Regions from separate parts of the Mus musculus genome. Here region 2 is linked to region 1. The links are chromatin loops, found by intact Hi-C in ENCODE. Cell type or tissue: gastrocnemius. All regions are shown on one strand. Links, peaks and the distances in the headings refer to the core of each region. The heading gives the core; the rest is flanking DNA.

Region 1 (8,330 bases), core at 197-8,196:
GTGTACTTACATATAAAAAATAATAAATAAATCTTAAAAAAAAAAAAGAATTCAAAAGAAAAAAAAAAAACCTCAGAAAACTCAAGCAGTTCGTGGGTGGTGGCTAGGTCACTGTGTATTCTATTAGTTCTTGAAGCTGTAAACTCTGAATGGAATAACCAAATTCAAATTAGTTGTGGGCCCATCAACATGTTGAATAGATAGGGAAAGGAAAAAACAAAACAACAACAACAAACCTCTGACCTTTTGTGGATCTACATAAGTCTCTAACATGGATAGTAAGCCATTCCAACTTTCTACCACACAGATGTCTTTGCAGACCAAAAAAAAAAAAAAAAAAAAAAAGCCTAGGAGTTTGCAAGAAGCTAACAAGATAAGCATTCACTTAGAAGCTAACCGTCTTCTTTAGCAGTAGAAACAAAAAGCACATGGATACATTCAAAGATATTTGGAAGACACTGGCCAGTTACTGCAGCAGTATTCCAGTTGATATTGAAAACTCAACTGTTTGGCTAGGGTTCTAATACAAAACAGTGGCTTTAATTAAAGGACTTTACAAAAAACTGCAGCTGACACAACTTTTATTTATATTTTGTTCTTGCTTTTACTGTTAAGTTTTTAATGAAGTGATAAGCCAGGTGTGCATCCTACATACAGGGCCAGCAGAAAAAAATGGAAACAGGCAACCTTGCAACGGACGTAGGAGGTTGGGGGAACCCTCCAGAACACACCAGAGACCTGGGAGATGAGAGGCTCACAGAACTCAGGAGGAGGGACCTTAGATGAAATGCCCCACAGTAGGAAGAGGGAACTTATAGAGCCCACCTCTAACAGGAAGACAGGGCATCAAATGAGGAAGGGGGGTTGCCATGCCACAGTCAAAAATCTGACCCATAATTGTTCCTGTCTGAAAGAACTGCAGGGATGGACATGTAGAAGAGCCTGAGGAAAAGAAGGTCCAGCAACAGGCCCAAAGTGGAATCCAGCTCAAGGGGAGGCCCCAAGGCCTGACACTATTACAGAGGCTATGGAGCTCTGACCTATCATGACTGTCCTCCGAAAGACCTAACAAGCAGCTGAAAGAATCAGATGCAGATATTTGCACCCAACCAATGGACAGAAGCTGCTGACCCCTGTGGTTGAATTAGGGAAAGGCTGGAAGAAGGAGGAGGAGGACCAGCATCTCAATTAACCTGGACCTTCAAGATCTCTCAAACACTGGACCACCAACCAGGCAGCATACACCAGCTTATATGAGGCCCCCAACACATATACAGCAGTGGAATGCCAGGTCTGGGTTCAGTCAAAGAAGATGCACCTAACCCTCAGGAGACTGGAGGCCCCTAGGAGTTTAGAGGTCTGGTTGGTTGGGGGTTGGGGACATCCTCCTGGAAACAGGGGTGTGGGGAGGACATATGGGATGTAGAACAGTTGGAGTGAGGGGTGGGGGGGAGATAAAATCTGGAGTGTAAAAATTAGATAAATAAAAGACAAAAAAAGAAAAGAAAGCCAGGTGTGGTGGCGCATGCCTTTAATCCCAGCACTTGGGAGGCAGAGGCAGGTGGATTTCTGAGTTCGAGGCCAGCCCCTGATCTACAGAGTAAGTTCCAGGACAGCCAGAGCTATACAGAGAAACCCTGTCTCAAAAAACAAACAAACAAACAAAGAAAATATTAGTAAACTAAAAAAAAAAAAAACTGTCATTTTAAAGGTAGTTAAAGCAGTATACCCATATTATGAATTCACTAGACTTTTAAAAAAATCAATTTTCATTCAATTGTCTTTGCAAATTCTAAGCTTAACAAAATTAATTCATCTGACACCTTTAACTCTTAACTTGTTCAAAAATTCATAATTTCTTCCTTCAAACCTACTCTCTACAAATCTGTATCCCAAAATGGGAAATGATATAATAATATAACGACTATAAACATAAAGACCCCCAGAAACCACAATCCTAACACACCAAAAACTGCTCAGTTAAAAATGTCCTCCTGAAGCCGGGCAGTGGTGTGGTGGCGCATGCCTTTAATCCCAGCACTCGGGAGACAGAGGCAGGCGGATTTCTGAGTTCGAGGCCAGCCTGGTCTACAGAGTGAGTTCCAGGACAGCCAGGGCTATATAGAGAAATCCTGTCTTGGGGGGGGGGGGGAGTCCTTCTGACCACAAAGACCAAAGGTCATAGTCTTAAGACCCTGTAGATACTGGAACCCTACACCAGTACAGCATCAGGACCAAAATGACATCTCCAAGGATACCTGCTATCCTTCAATAGTTAATACTGCCCTTTCACGTTCTAAAGGGTCCTGCTTCAGACAAGATCCATTGGTTGAGTTAGAAGTCAGGCCAGAGGTTGCCTTAGGGAAAGGGCAGGTGTTTACTCAATTAGAGGAATCCCTTGGTGGGGGGAGGGCTGGAAATGCTCTGTTCTGTATCTTAATGTGTATATGGCCATCAAGACTTATGCATATGTAAAACAAGGCCGAACTGTCCTTTCCCGATTTCATTGTTAAACTGTGAAAGGTGTAACTTCTTAAATATATTGAAATGCCTTCTTTAAAAGTCTGTGTTCAAATAAAGTCCACAGAATTATTCTGGATTTAGCTAACAAGATGTTTTTTCCAATCTATTTTTAAAAAGACACATATTGTGAGTGATTTTATGTAGATAGAACCTTTCAAAACTTTTTTAAAATCTCATTTTAAGAAGTCTCCAAATTTTAGAACCCAAAGCATGGTGATCTACTTATCCCACTTTTGCAAATAATAAGGAAGATAAAAAAAAACAAAAACAAAAAACAAAAAACTACACTGGGTAAGACACCTACCCAAAGATAAAGTGGCTCGCCAATGGTAACTGAGTAATAACCTTATAACACAACTGGCTCCTTCTCTCAGGTCCCTCTAGTTCCAACTGGCTGTTCCTGACACTGCAAACAAATCTGAACTCTGACTCTACCTGTGGCCTAAGAGAGTTCATTTGCTGCGAGTTAACAGGCCCCAATGTGTACTTACGAAAACACGTTCCTCCTCCTCCACCCCATCTAGACAGCTGACACAACAGTTACACGCTCAAAGCATTCATTTTGCTTCAGATGAAATAAAGTATGACATCTTAAAAATCGCGGTTCAGGAGAGGCCATACGCAGATAATGACTAATTCCATGTTACTTCCTTCAGATCTTTTTGATGAATACAGCAATCACAAGACACACACCACTTGGGGCCAGTAACTGCTGTGAGTGACCCGCGGGGAAGAGCGCCCACCAAGTTAAAAAAAAAAAAAAAGCCCTACAGGACGCGTCCCACCCCACTGCACCGCAAGCTCTAAAGATGACCTGGCTTTGACAGCTTAGTTTGAGACCCCACGCGAACAGCTGGCATCTCGGGGGGGAAACTTAACACGACGTCTATCCTTTCCGCGGGAATTTATCCCGAGTCTCACAAGGCTTTTCTGCTCCGCAAAGAGCAGGCCTTGCTTCCCAGGACACAGGGCTCGCCCCTCCAGCGTCTTTACAGCGAACAAAACAAGACTTGGGAACAGAAAACGAAACGGTCACGGACCTGCCGAGCGGCCTCAGGACGCTCCCCAGATCCGCGCAGGGGGTCGGGCGGCGGTGCCTCCCCAGGCGAAGCGCCTGAGAGGCCGGAGCCACCGGTTGCGGTGGAGGCTCAGACTCGGCCACCGCGCTTGCTGTCGCCGCCGCCGCTGCTGCTGCTGCCGCTGCCGCCGCCGCCTAGGCCCTGAGAAGTTGAGCGGCCGCGCGGGCTGCGGGTTCGCGCCCCGCCCGGAGCGAGCCCGGGGGGGCGGGTCCGCGGGGGCTCGGCGGGAGGCCGCTCGATGGGGGCAGGGGACCGGAGCCTGCAAGTTGGGAGCCCGCTACCGCCACCCGGCCACTTTGGCCTCTCGCGCCCAGCTGGGCTGACGCGCGCCGCTCGCCCGTTCTCCCTCTCTCTCTCTCTCTCCCGGCGCCGCCGGCCTCCGCCGCGTCCGCGAGGTGCCCGGGCGCGTCCCCGCAGCCCCCGCCGGCCGACGCGCCGAGCCTCGGGACCGCGCCAGGCCGCGCGCGCGGGCGCCGCGTCCCCCCACCCACTCCAGTCGTCCCCCCCGCCCAACGCGCCGCCGCCGCCCGTTGGCGCCTCAGATCGCGCGCTCGCTGCCCGCTGGCTCCCGGCGCTTCCCGCTGGCAAAGTTGCTGGGCCTCTTTGGGAGGGCGCCGCACCACCCCTCAGGCCGCCGCGCGGGAAGGCCCAGCCGGCCGCCCCGCTTTTTTTACCTGACGGGAGTTTTCGCGCGCGCGCTTGCTCGCTCTCCCCGCTCGCTCGCACGCCCGCCCGCTCGCTCGGTTTTCTTTCTTTCCTTCTTGGCGCTCGCCCGCGCGGGGCGCCTTTTCCGCTCGCGCTGCTCGCGCCCTCCTTCCTGCTGAGCCCGGCAGAGCGGGGCGGCCGGCAGCTCTCCCCGCCCCCCTGCACCCGCGCTCCGGCGGAGGCGGCGGCGGCGGCGCTCCGCGCTCCGACTCATTCCAATATGGCACGGACGCAAGGCGCATGCGCCCGCGGCCCCCCCACTCCCTCCCCCAGCTCCGCGGTCCTCCCTCCCGGCAACCCGCGCCCCTCGCTTCGCGCGCGTGGCACTCCCGACCCGGCCTCCCCAAGCCCACCGGCTCGCGGAGCTGGAGCTGCACGGGAGACGACGCGTCCGCGGGCCCGGGTCCATAACCCGCCGCTTTGCTCGCGTCCCCCTGTCCGCACCTCGCCGAAAGACACCCGCGAGGCCGTGGCGCTGGGCGTCGCGGCGTGAGCCTCTGATCCCCGACGGCGCCATGGACGGAGAACGGCTTGGAGACGGCGTCCTCGGGCTCCGGAGGCGCGTCCTGGCCTTGCTTGGGATTCTGGAAAGAAAGACCTCACCTCGGGCTTCTGGACAGAGCGGCTCGGGACCCCGCGAAGTCCCTGATCCATCCGTCCCTGGCGAAGCGCGCCACTGTAGCCCGCACGTGACCACCTCGAGCAAGATGGTATTAGCAGAGAGGCAGCAGTTCTGCAGGTCCCCAAGGGGCGCATACCGTGGCCGAGGGAGCTGCGCCCGCCCGCCGGACCACGTCGGGAATCCTACACGTTCTTTGAGATCTAGCAGGGCACTCTAGTGCTCGTCTACCGAGTCCGACTCGAACGCCTCTACGTACCTCATGTCCAGGCTCAGTAAATGAGTTGTCCTGCCGCAAAGGGGCACAGGTTGACCTAAGAGCTTCAGGAGAAGCTCAAAAATGCTGTGAATCAGCCTCGAATCGGAAGGTGCCCACAGGCAGTTACGTTCGGCTACTCAACCCTTCTTCAGCGAGCACAGGTGTCAATAGGAAGCACACCCACCTGCTCCAGAAAGTTCCCTCAGAAGAAAATCCCAGCGCCTGTGGGATCCCGGAGTGCCAATGAGACCAGACTCTCCAGCCTAAGATGGCCTCAGTCAGGGGCTCCTACTCAAGGAAGACTCCTTTCTTTTAGAGAAGAGGAGGCGAGACACACACACACACACACACACACACACACACACACACACACACACACACGAAGGTCTTGGGATGCTCCCATTAGCATCTTTCTCATGTTTTTGGGCAACCTTGGGAAATATGCACATTACAAACGCCAGATGATTTTTTTCTTTTTGTAAGTGTAAGCACCATTGAAAAGACAAAGTAACAAGAAAAAAAAATAAAGAAGAATATAAAAGGATATTCAATTATTGCTACACAATTTGAGCTCCCACCCACCCCCTCCCAACACCCCCCCCGCCCCGGCCAAAAACAAAAAACAAACAAACAAACAAACAAAAAAACCCTTCTTCATAGATACATGCTTGCAAGCACACATTTTCATTTATTTGCTACTATGACTAACATTTTTTGTTTGCATGGTCGTTTTTAAGGTATATAGTTCCTGCTTGTGTATTTTATTACATTGCAGTTGTCTGCTAACACATCCATGCGGTCCACAGATGAGCTGAGTTTCTAGGAATGGGAAAGTTTTTAGGTAGAAAGCTGTGAATGGCCCTCTCTTGCCCCAGTTCTTTCACCAGCAAGGAAGAGTGTAAGGAATTGAATGCACATTCCTAAACACTGAGGGACAACTTTTCTCCCCTACATTGAATGATGCCTAGTTTAAGGTGACCTTATTTGGCACTTCTTGGATGACTAAACATTCAAAATTTCCCCATTTGCTATCTGTATTTCCCCTTCTGTACATAACCTGTTGTTCATATCTATTGTCTCGAGTTGAATCTCTTCTAACTTAAAAAAAAAAAGTTTTTTTTTTCTTTTAAGGATCTTTCACTTTTGTTATTGAAGGGAATGTTGCCCCTGTCTGATGTTCTTTTTTGCTTTAGTTTACAGTTCATCTGTCATTCTAGTCCTCTGGGTGTTGGTTGTTTGTTTACTTGTTTTTGTTTTTGTTTTCATTGTTGAATGCCAACAAAGTGAGCTTTCATGCACCTGTCTACTGGTATAATTTCTTTGCATATTTTATTATTCTAAGATCATCTATCCAATCTTAGTTTTGCTCTGTTTTGGAGTAAATAGATAAAAATGTAGATCTAATTTCCTTCCTCTATTACAATGGTTATTGTTTATGCAGTCACCATTTATTAAATAATTTCCCCTTGTTTTTTGCTTAGCAAAACCTACATTTTTTGCTAAACTTTTGCTTTTGGATTGTGTATTTCAGAATCATCCAGTTCCTCCCATAGACCTTGATTTCAGCAAATACTGTATAGTTATAACTACTGGTTCTTTGAAATAGTTTTTACATCTGACAAGGGTCAATTTCGACCATGAGAACATTTTTTTTAAAGATTTATTTATTTATTATATGTAAGTACACTGTAGCTGTCTTCTGACACTCCAGAAGAGGGAGTCAGATCTTGTTATGGATGGTTGTGAGCCACCATGTGGTTGCTGGGATTTGAACTCAGGACCTTCGGAAGAGCAGTCAGTGTTCTTAACCGCTGAGTCATCTCTCCAGTCCAAGAACATTTTTTAAAATAGGGTTTACATGCCCATACATGCCCTTATAATTATAGAAGGATTAAGAGCATTGGTTTCAGGGCTGGAAAGATGGCCCAACGATTACCAGTACATATTGCCCTTGCAAGAGACCCAAGTTCAATTCCCAGTGCCTACATGGAGTCCCAAGTTCAATTCCCAGTGCCTACATGGAGTTCACCTCAGACTGTACTTGGGCTTCAGGGGATACAGTGCCTCAGACACCAGCACTCACATGTTCATGCCCACACACAGGCACATAATTAAAAATAAATAAAGCCCTTTAATTCCAGCATTTGGGAGTCAGAGGCAGGCAGATCTCTGGTCTACAAAGTGATTTCAGGACAGCAAGACTACACTGTAAAACCCAGTCTCAAAAAAAAAAAAAAAAAAAAAAAGTCTAAAAAGAACAAAGAACATGGGCTTTGAGAGTAAACAAGGCTCAACAATGAGCAGCCCTGTGACCTAAGTTACTGCCTAGTCAGGCCTGACAGTTTGGGTTTATAAATGGGGATCAGAGTAATACCACCTCACAAGTTCAATGGCTGGCACATAGTAAATGCTTAATGTGAGTTACTGTTGTTAATCATGTCTTCTGTTCCAAAGAAGTAAATTATGGAAAGTTGCAGTGAACCCATTTCTTTGTACAATAGCACTTATAATGATGGTAATAATAATAATAATTGTAGCCAAAGGTGGCTGTACGAGTAGTAGTAGTAAGGTTGGAGCTGGAAGTGGAGGTGTATGGCCAGTGGAGGTGATTTTCCAGCACCTGGAGGTCCCAGAAGGAAAGTTATGAGTATCAGGTCAGCCAGGCCTACATAACAGAACTCTATCTTTAAAAAAACAAAGATGTGAGCCAAGAATGGTGGTGTAGGCCTTTAATCCTAGCAATCAGAAGGCAGAGGCAGGCAGACCTCCATTCATTAAAGCCATCCTGGTCTATTTAGCAAGTTTCAGAACAGCCAGTGCTAGCTACATGGGAAGACCCTGTCTCTTCACACACGCCCCCACATAGGGTTGCAGCTGACACTGGAGTTGCATTAATAGAGGAACTGGTTTTGACAGATAAAATATAACATTTCATTTTTCAGCCACCACCTATGCTGTCTTTCAATTTATTCAAATACAAACTTTCAGAAGCCAACTCTCTTGTTGCCTCCAGTATTTCTCCACTGCTCACCTCATGACCCCTAATGAAGAAGGGCAAGGAGGCGCAAGGAACTGTTCAAACTACCATTTGAACACCTGTCTTTGGTTGTGCATGCTTGTGTGTGCGTGTGTGTGTGCCTGTGTG
Region 2 (8,330 bases), core at 216-8,215, 65 kb after region 1:
TATTCAAAAGATCCCAAACAATCCTTGCAAATTGCTTTCTGAATTAGATACTATTACACTCATTTTTGTCAACAAGGAGCTAAAAGCTCAGGGGCTGAAGTGACTTGTCCTAGGTCACTGGACAAGCATTGCCTGAACCCGATCCTTGTTCTTAGCTACGCCATATGGGCTCTCTAAACTCAAAGAGAATCAGAGTTGAAGAACAGTTTTGAGGATCAAGAGTGAAACACTCCAGAAATGAACCCCTTAAAATATCAGATTAAAGTAGCCTCTGTCTACTGTTTGTTGATAGTTGTTTAAACTGTCTCCTATCATCACACGGAAACACAAGGCTCAGAAAGAAAATGGCTTGTTTGTAGTCACCAGCCAAGACTGGGACCGCAGTCTCCCAACTCCTAGACCCGGCGCCCCTCCCCGCCTCCGTGGTCCCCCGTGGAACCCTGTGCAGTGCGGGGGACCCAGAGCAGCTTCCCCGGGAGGCTTGGCCGCGGCACCACGCGCTGGAGCGGGCGCAGCAGAGTACCTGCAGCAGGAGACCCGAGGAGGCCAACCGGGCCGCCTGGCCTAGCACCTCCTGGCTGCCCATAGCCCCAGAGCCACAGCTCCGAGGAGGAAACGGGGCCCGCGCCCGCTTCGTCGCGGAAAAATGGCGTCACGGACAGGCTCGCTCCTGATTGGGTCTTTGACAGCAGGGGCGGAGCACAAGAAGCTGCGACTCCAAACAACTTTTGAGGCTGTGTCTCTTGATTTTCTTGGGGTGTCTTGATTTTTGTTGTTGTTGTTTTGAGAGTGTGTTCAGCGCCGATCCCTGTAGACCATGTTGGCCTAGAACTCGCAGTCTCTGGAACACTGGGATAACTGGGGCGCACCCCTAGCCCCAACTGATATCTTTTGGCTTGATTTTTTTTTTTTTTTTTTTAAGACAGGGTCTCATTATGTAGCCTTGGCTATCATAGAACTCGATATGCAAAGCAGACTTGCCTTGAACTCAGTGATCTGCGGGCTTCGGCTTCTGACTCCCAAGTGCCGCAACTCCAGCTGTTATTTTGAAATAAGGTCTTTCTATGTAGCCAGGGCTGGCCTGGAATTCACTTAGAGAGACTAGGATAGCCTTGAACTCCCGATCCTCTTGTCTCCAGCTCCCAAGTGATGAGAATTAAATATTTATTTGTTTTTGCATAGTGTAGTTGTGTGTGTATCAGTGAACTCTCAGGCATCAGTTCTCTCTTTCCACCTTTACATGGGTTCTGCAGTCAAACTCAGATTGGCAGGCTTACATGGTAAGCTCTTAACCTGCTGGGCTAATTTGCAGGCCTGCTAATTATCTTCCCTGTACTCCTGTTCCCTGTTCCCCAGCAGAAGGCCCTGTTTCAAAGCAAAGGAAAACAGAACAAAACAAGCCAGCAGTGGCTGCTGCGGGACAAAGTGCTCAGCAGAGACTAATCAGTGAGATTCTTGCCATTGGCGATCACACGAATGTAGTTACATAACCCTTCCACCAACTGGGCTGGACAGGACTTCTCCCAATTTTGCAAAGGAAGAACTGAGGACTGAAGGTCAGACACAGAATTTTCATGTATGTAGTTCTCTGTAGAAACCTTCCCAAGGCTCTGATACTTGGCCTGGTTGTCGAGAGGAGAAAAGTAAGCCTTGGAGGTGTGAGGTGCCTTGTTCAAATCTGCACATCATGGGCCTGGGCAGAACAGATCGGGGTCAAGGGTCAGACTGGAAGTACTTTATACTTTTTTTTTTAAAGTGGCCAACATACGCAATCACCATTTTCAAAGCTCTTTGGCCTTCCTTGCTGTCTGGTAACTGCCTGTCATCTTACACATCACTACCATCTTTATCAGTACATTTTAGATGCTCATATTTGGATCCCTTCATCCCAGCACTCAGGAGACAGGTGTATCTCTGAGTTTGAGGCTAGCCTGGTCTATATAGCATACATCAAGAACAGCCAGAAAGACATAGTGGAATTCTGTCTCAAAACAAACAAACAAAAAACCCAGCCCCCTTAGTGGTCCTCAAAGAGACCCTGTTGGGTGTTTCTTTGTTTTTGTCATGGTCTCTGCCCAAATATCTTCCTTGACAGTACTCTTCACTTTTTCAGGGCCCCCATACTGACCCCTAACTACCCCACAGTCTGTACTTTCTATGGACTAAATGTATCTTCTCAGAATTCATATAGTGACAGTCCTGAATGTGATAATATACACATATAATACACTCAGGAGAGTACTTGGGAAGTAATTAGGATAAAGATGTAGCCTTTATGGTGGGGCCATTGCCCAGATATTTGAGGAATGGCTACAGTGGGTCAGTGACCATATTAAGAAGATATCTGAGGGCTGCTATGGTGGATCAGTGGCCACACAAAGAAGACATTTGAGGAACTGGCTATGGTGAATCAGTGGCCATATAAAGATGATGTCTGAGGTAATGCATCTTAGAGATGCAGTGTTTGCTTACCATAGTTTTGATGCTTAGTACCTCAAAAAATATTTGGGTGGGATGACTTCTCGTTCACTGTGAGTAGATATAGCAAGAAGGTGGCTATTTACAAACCAAGAAGAGTCCCCTCACAAGACCCAAACTGGCTGTCACCCTGATCTTGGACTTCTAGGATCCAGGATTGGAGAAGCAAATCTGTTGTTTAAGCATCCCAGTCTATGGTGCATCCCAGTCTATGGTGTTTTGTTACAACAGCTCAAGCTGACCTCAATAGTTCCTTAAAGCATTTTGTACTCTTGCATCCTATGTACCGACAGAGAACACTCTTAAGCTCTCACGAATGCCTCCTGGTGCATCACTGTTGCTAGCACTGCTGAACATGGACTGCATGGCTCAAAGCCTCTGTGTCCTCATCTTAGGCAGAATGAGCTTTGTTGAGTGTTGAGACACAGAATGTGAGGTTTGACCATCAGACAGACTTTTCCTGGAACCCTCCTGCTGCAGCTCACCAACTGGAGGACCCCCTGTGTGCTGTTTGTTTGTTTGTTTGTTTGTTTGTTTAAATCCAACGTATTTTATTGATTATTTGGCAACTTCACATAATGCACCCCAATAACACTTCCTAGTTCTTCCAGGTCCACCCCCAAACCTTTGTGACCTCGAAGGAGGAGGAGGAGGAGAAGGAGGGGAAGCAGAAGAAGGAGAAGAAGGAGAAGGAGAAGAAGGAGAAGGAGAAGAAGGAGAAGAAGGAGAAGGAGGAGAAGAAGAAGGATAAAAACCAAGTCTAATTTATGTTGTTCATATACTCACTGGGGCATGGTCAATGCTGATTGTTTTAAAGAGATATTATATTAGCATTGGGTTTATAGCTCAGTAGTACTGTGACTGCCCAGCTTGTGTGAAGGCCTGGGTTTAAGCCACAGTATCTATGATACTGATCTGGATATGAATATAGACATAAATATAGATATTGTCTGTCCTGTTAAGGTGGGTGTGATAATTTTAGCAGACCAGCTTGGCCCACAAGTAGCTTAAATTCTACTAAGAGATTAAAAACTTAAATCTGAAGAAAAATCATAAAATCCCAAATTGGAATCAATTGTGAAAGAATAAAAAAAGACTCCTTGAGAATTCAGAACTATAAATGGTGGTCACTAAACAAGCTGTTTTCCTCAGGGTTCCTTCCTGCCACTTGCTTCTGTGCCAGGTGACCTCCCTGCCAGGGAAAGCTGGTCTGGGACTCGCATTTCATTACTGTACTAGTGGGAGGTGCTAGGGCTGGTGCTGAGCCAGTTAGACTTCCAGGGCAATGGGGCAGGATGGGAGGCTGCCAATGGGTGGAAGGCAGAGTAAAAGCTATGTTAAGTGGGGGCCTGGACTTGGGCTGAGCGGAGGCACCAGGACTGGGCATGTTCCCACACAACAGCCACTAGATGGCATGGCTCGTTGGGCAAGGGCCCTCCCAGACCAAGGCTTTTCGCTGTTTGGAAAACCTTCAACAGGGCCCCTCCTTGAACTAGAACATCAACACTTTGTCCCTCACTTGAAAGTCCCAGGGCATGACAAGGCTGCTGTGGTCACAACAGCCCATGTTGTTGAGTCTACAAAGCTATGTGCTGGGTATTTTCATGGTCAAACTGAACTCCGTTAGCAGCCCAACAAGACCACTGTCCCCTCTGCTGTACAGGCCAGGGAACAGACTTGGCAAAGTTAGGGGACCTGTTTGAGGGGTGGTGGTTGGAAACACCAGAGTGTGAACTGGGCTATCCCTTTAGAACGCTGTGCTCCCCCTCAGCAGTTACGATTCAGGAAGGATTTGGGGTATCTGCATTGGTTTTGTGGTGTTTGCCTGTTTTGCCTTTGACAACGAGTCTTACTTACCCTGTAGCCCATGCTGGCCTGGAACTTTATATTACCATGATTGGTTATGATGCTCTGGACAAAACTCTGAAAAGTACTCCCTGAGGGTACCTTCAGGCACCTTGGGAAATCTATCTGCCTCAGTGGTCTGAAGCCTCTGTCTGCCCAAAGTGGGTAAAGAAGTGCTGAAAGCTGTTCTGGGCTTGTTCAACTCTCCAATAGGATATGCTACCAGGGTAGTGGTCAGAACATCAGGGCCTGGAGACAGTGCCTAAATGAGAGCCTTGGGAACACCTGTGTCAAGAACTGTGCATACAGCACTTCCTGGATCATAGGTCTTTCTATGGAGTGGTGTGAGCAGCCACAAGACCCTGGTTTCTCTCTGAGCATTGATTTGTGCAGAGTAGCCTGTAATACCAACAATAACAATGTGGTTCATTCCAGATCCAGAGCTCTGAGCTGGGCATTGGAAGGGGCTTAAGAGAGAATGAACCACTATTACTCCACGCTCAGGCCTCAGGGTCTCTCTTGGGAAGAACCCCAAGTGAGAGCAGACAGACCGAGGTACCAAAACCATGCAAGGGGAACATAGAGATGGGGTAGGTGGAGAGATCGTTCTGGCCGAAGCATCAAAGAAGATCCCCGTCAGTCACAGTCAGTGGAGCCCGGGAAGAGGGAACTTGCTGAGCCTGTGGGTGAACCTAGTAGTTGGCTGTGGCTACTCTTGGTGCAGAATTCTTGTACCCAGCAGCCTGTGGCCAGTGTTGAGCCAGCAGTCCTGAGAACAGCAAGTCCGTGAACAGGAGTGTGTGAATGAATACAAATTAAGGGCTTGGTGGAACGCATTTGTAATTTCAGCCGTCAGGAGGATAGCACAGGAGGATTCAGTGTGAGTTTGAAGCAGCCTGAGCTGTAGAGTGAGACCCTGGCCCCAAAAACAACACCAGGGCTCAGTGGTTAAGAACACTCATGGCCCCTCCAAAGGTCCTGAGTTCAATTCCCAGCACCCATATAGAAGCTCACAACTGTCTGAGGCCATATTCTGATGTGAGATGTGCCTGCAAAGTACCCACCATATACATAAAATACATAAGTAAATAAATCTTTGAGCTGGGTATCGTGGTGGCGCACGCCTCTAATCCCAGCACTCTGGAGACAATGACAGCCTGATCTCTGAGTTCGAGGCCAATCTGGTCTACAGAGTGAGTTCCAGGACATCTAGAACAGCCAGGGTTACACAGAGGAACCCTGTATGGGGGTGGGGGGAAATCAGTCACATGTGTTCACAAGTGGGTCGGTGTGAATTTGCTTGTTCTGCTTGCCAGAATCCGCTTTGAGATAGTGTGTAGATACATACGTGCACACATATGAAGCCGGAGAGCATGCAGTATGAGGGAGTTCTTAGATGAGCATGTGTGGACGTGGGGTTGGTCGTGTGTGCCTGCAAACCTGTGAAACACTAGTATACATCTTCAGTCTCAGCATGCGGGAGGCTGAGACAGGATCTGAGATCAAGCCCAGCCTGGGCTATATATCAAGACAGAAAAAGAAAAAGTGTACAAAATGTGTCCTAGTCTAGGCATCAATTTTGCTTCTCTGATTCTGGTTCTTTATCTAGGCCCAAGATTCTGCATTTCACCTCAACAATATCCTCTCAGTCTTATAAGGTGGGCTAATAACAAAATGTAATTATGCACATTTCACAGATGGAGAAACTGAGGCTCTAAGGGGTGGCAGAGATAACATTGAATCCTAGCTACAGGGCATCAGAGGTTCCCTTTACCGTTTCCTTCAAGCCACTTCTCAGGAATTCAAAAAGTCCCTGGTGAGGAAATGTCCCTGGCCCACTCATCACTGACCTGGACCTGACACAGGGTTTCTCATGGGGTGGGTGGAAAGGAACTGTCTCTGGGGCTTGGCTCCAAGGCTACACACATAGAAGGGTCACATGAGGCTGCCCTTGTGTATCCATAACCCCAAAGAATTTGGATCAGAGCCAGTTGAGGGTTTAGGCCACCCCTCGTCTAAACACATGCTACATTTCCTGTCCCTTAAAACCACAGTCTGGCTGGAAAGTAGCCCCACACGCTCCCAGACCAGCTTTCCAAAAGCTCTCCCAGGTGCCCAGCGCTCCTGATTCATGCCATGCTGAGCACTGGACCTGTCCCTTCTGTATACTGGTCAAGCTCTCCACCAACTTAGGTGTATCCTTGGAGACAACCCCAAAACAGACAGCCATAGCAGCAACTTTCATTCCTGTCTTTTGGCTCTTATTGTGGGTGTGAAGGCTACCAGGTCTCATAGAACCATTCTTGTGAAAAGAGACTGATCCAAACTGACCCAAGCGCCAATACTCCTTGGGTGTCATTTCGCCTCTCTGTCACTGTTTCATGATCTATAAAATGGAAGTGATCGTAAAACCTTCCATAAGGGTTACTGTAAGAATTACATAAGATAACATGTATGGAAATGTTTCTTTTACCAGGCACTTAGAATGAACATGCGTTACAAACACGAGCAATTACCATCATTTTGTCACATTTACATCAATAGGGTGGATACTATTTCCTCCCTTGGATGTTGAAAAACATTTAATATTTTTGGATCTCTGTGTTCCATTCCTGTAAAAAAATTTTTTTGAGACAGGATCTTAGTATGTAGCCCTGGATAGTGTGAAACTCACTGTGTAAATCAGGCTGGCCTCAGACTCAAAGATCCCCTGCCTCTGCCTTCCAAGTTCCAGGATTAAAGGGGTATGCCACCAAGCAGAGCCCATAATAATTCTCTTTTATTTTTTCTATCTTTCCTTCATTATTATTCACTTTACATCCCATTCACTGGCCCCCTCCCAGTCACCCCATCCTACAATCCCTCCCCCATTAACCTCCCCTTCTCCTCTGAGTGTGTGGGGGCCCCTGGGTATCCGCCCACCCTGGCACATCCTCTCCCACTGAGGCCAGACAAGGCAGCCCAGCTAGAAGAACATATCCCATGTACAGACAACAGCTTCTGGGATAGTCCCACTCCAGCTGTTCGGGGCCCGCATGAAGGCCAAGCTGCACATCTGCTACATCTATGCAGAGAGGCCTAGGTTCTGCCTGTGTAGTTGTTTGTTTGGTGGTTTAATCTCTGAGGGCCCCAAGGTTCCAGGTTAATTGACTCTGTTGGTCTTCCTGTGGTCCCTCCCCTTAGGGACCACAATCCTTCCTCCTTTTCTTCCATAAGAGTCCCCAAGTGTCATCCACTGTTTGACTGTGGGTGTCTGCATCTAAGTGAGCTGCTGGGTGGACCCTCTCAGAGGACAGCTATGTTAGACTCCTGTATGCAAGCACAACAGAGTGTCATTAACAATGTCAGGAATTGGTGCTTACCCATGGGGTGGGTCTCAAGTTGGGCTGGTTATTGGTTGGCCATTCCCTCAGTCTCTGCTCCATCTGCCATCCTTGCATTTCCTGTATGCAGGATACATTTTTGGTAGAAAATTTTGTGGGTGGATTGGTGTCCCTATCTCTCCACTGGGGTCCCTGCCTGGCCACAAGAGGCAGCTTCCCCAGGATCCATATCCCCAATGCTGTGTGGCACAGCTAAGGACATACCTGTTGATTCTCAGGCTCCTCCTCTATCCCAGATCTCTTAGGGAACTTCTCCATAAAAATTCCTTTAACTGAACTTTGTCTCCTCCCTCCCTCCCTCCCTCCTTCCCTCCCTCCCTCCCTTCCTTCCCCCTTCCTTCTCTTCCTGCCTCTCATTCTTTCTCAAGCTCATTTTGCCAGCATGTGATTGTTGTGTGGCTGTCCCGCGTCATAGTTGATGGACATGTGGGCTGTTTCCACTCTTTAACTGTGATGAACAATGTTGTGTTATGAATTTCTGTGTATAGGCTTTTTATGTGGATGTCTGTGTTCACCTCTCTAGAAGTGGGATAGCTGGGTCTTCTGGCAACTCAGGTTAGCATTGAGGACTGCTGGGCTGTTTGCCACAGTGGCTATCCAGCTCTGAATTGCTAGTCACAATGC

Evidence for each region. A loop is a pair of places that touch in the nucleus more often than their neighbours do. Peaks named below come from ENCODE experiments on the same cell type or tissue, not always from the same donor. Only the 100,000 strongest peaks of a DNase experiment are listed, where the experiment ranks them.
Region 2: it touches region 1 in a loop (2.7-fold over the local background); 1 of 42 quality-filtered maps calls a loop at or near these places.

Annotation. Positions count from the first base shown.
Region 1 is chr14:30,711,822-30,720,151 of GRCm38, reverse strand. It overlaps Sfmbt1 (Scm-like with four mbt domains 1), which reads right to left and starts at 4,537. Exons shown (of 21, transcript NM_001166532.1): 1 at 4,277-4,537. In gastrocnemius, for the core only: no CTCF peak of the experiment used is centred there; DNase peaks (open chromatin) are centred at 4,087, 4,524 and 4,960; H3K4me3 peaks cover 2,752 bases; H3K27ac peaks cover 2,321 bases.
Region 2 is chr14:30,646,669-30,654,998 of GRCm38, reverse strand. It overlaps Rft1 (RFT1 homolog), which reads right to left and starts at 624. Exons shown (of 13, transcript NM_177815.3): 1 at 524-624. The coding sequence starts at 586. In gastrocnemius, for the core only: CTCF peaks have their summits at 584 and 3,882 (motif pointing right); DNase peaks (open chromatin) are centred at 639 and 3,777; H3K4me3 peaks cover 938 bases; H3K27ac peaks cover 2,354 bases.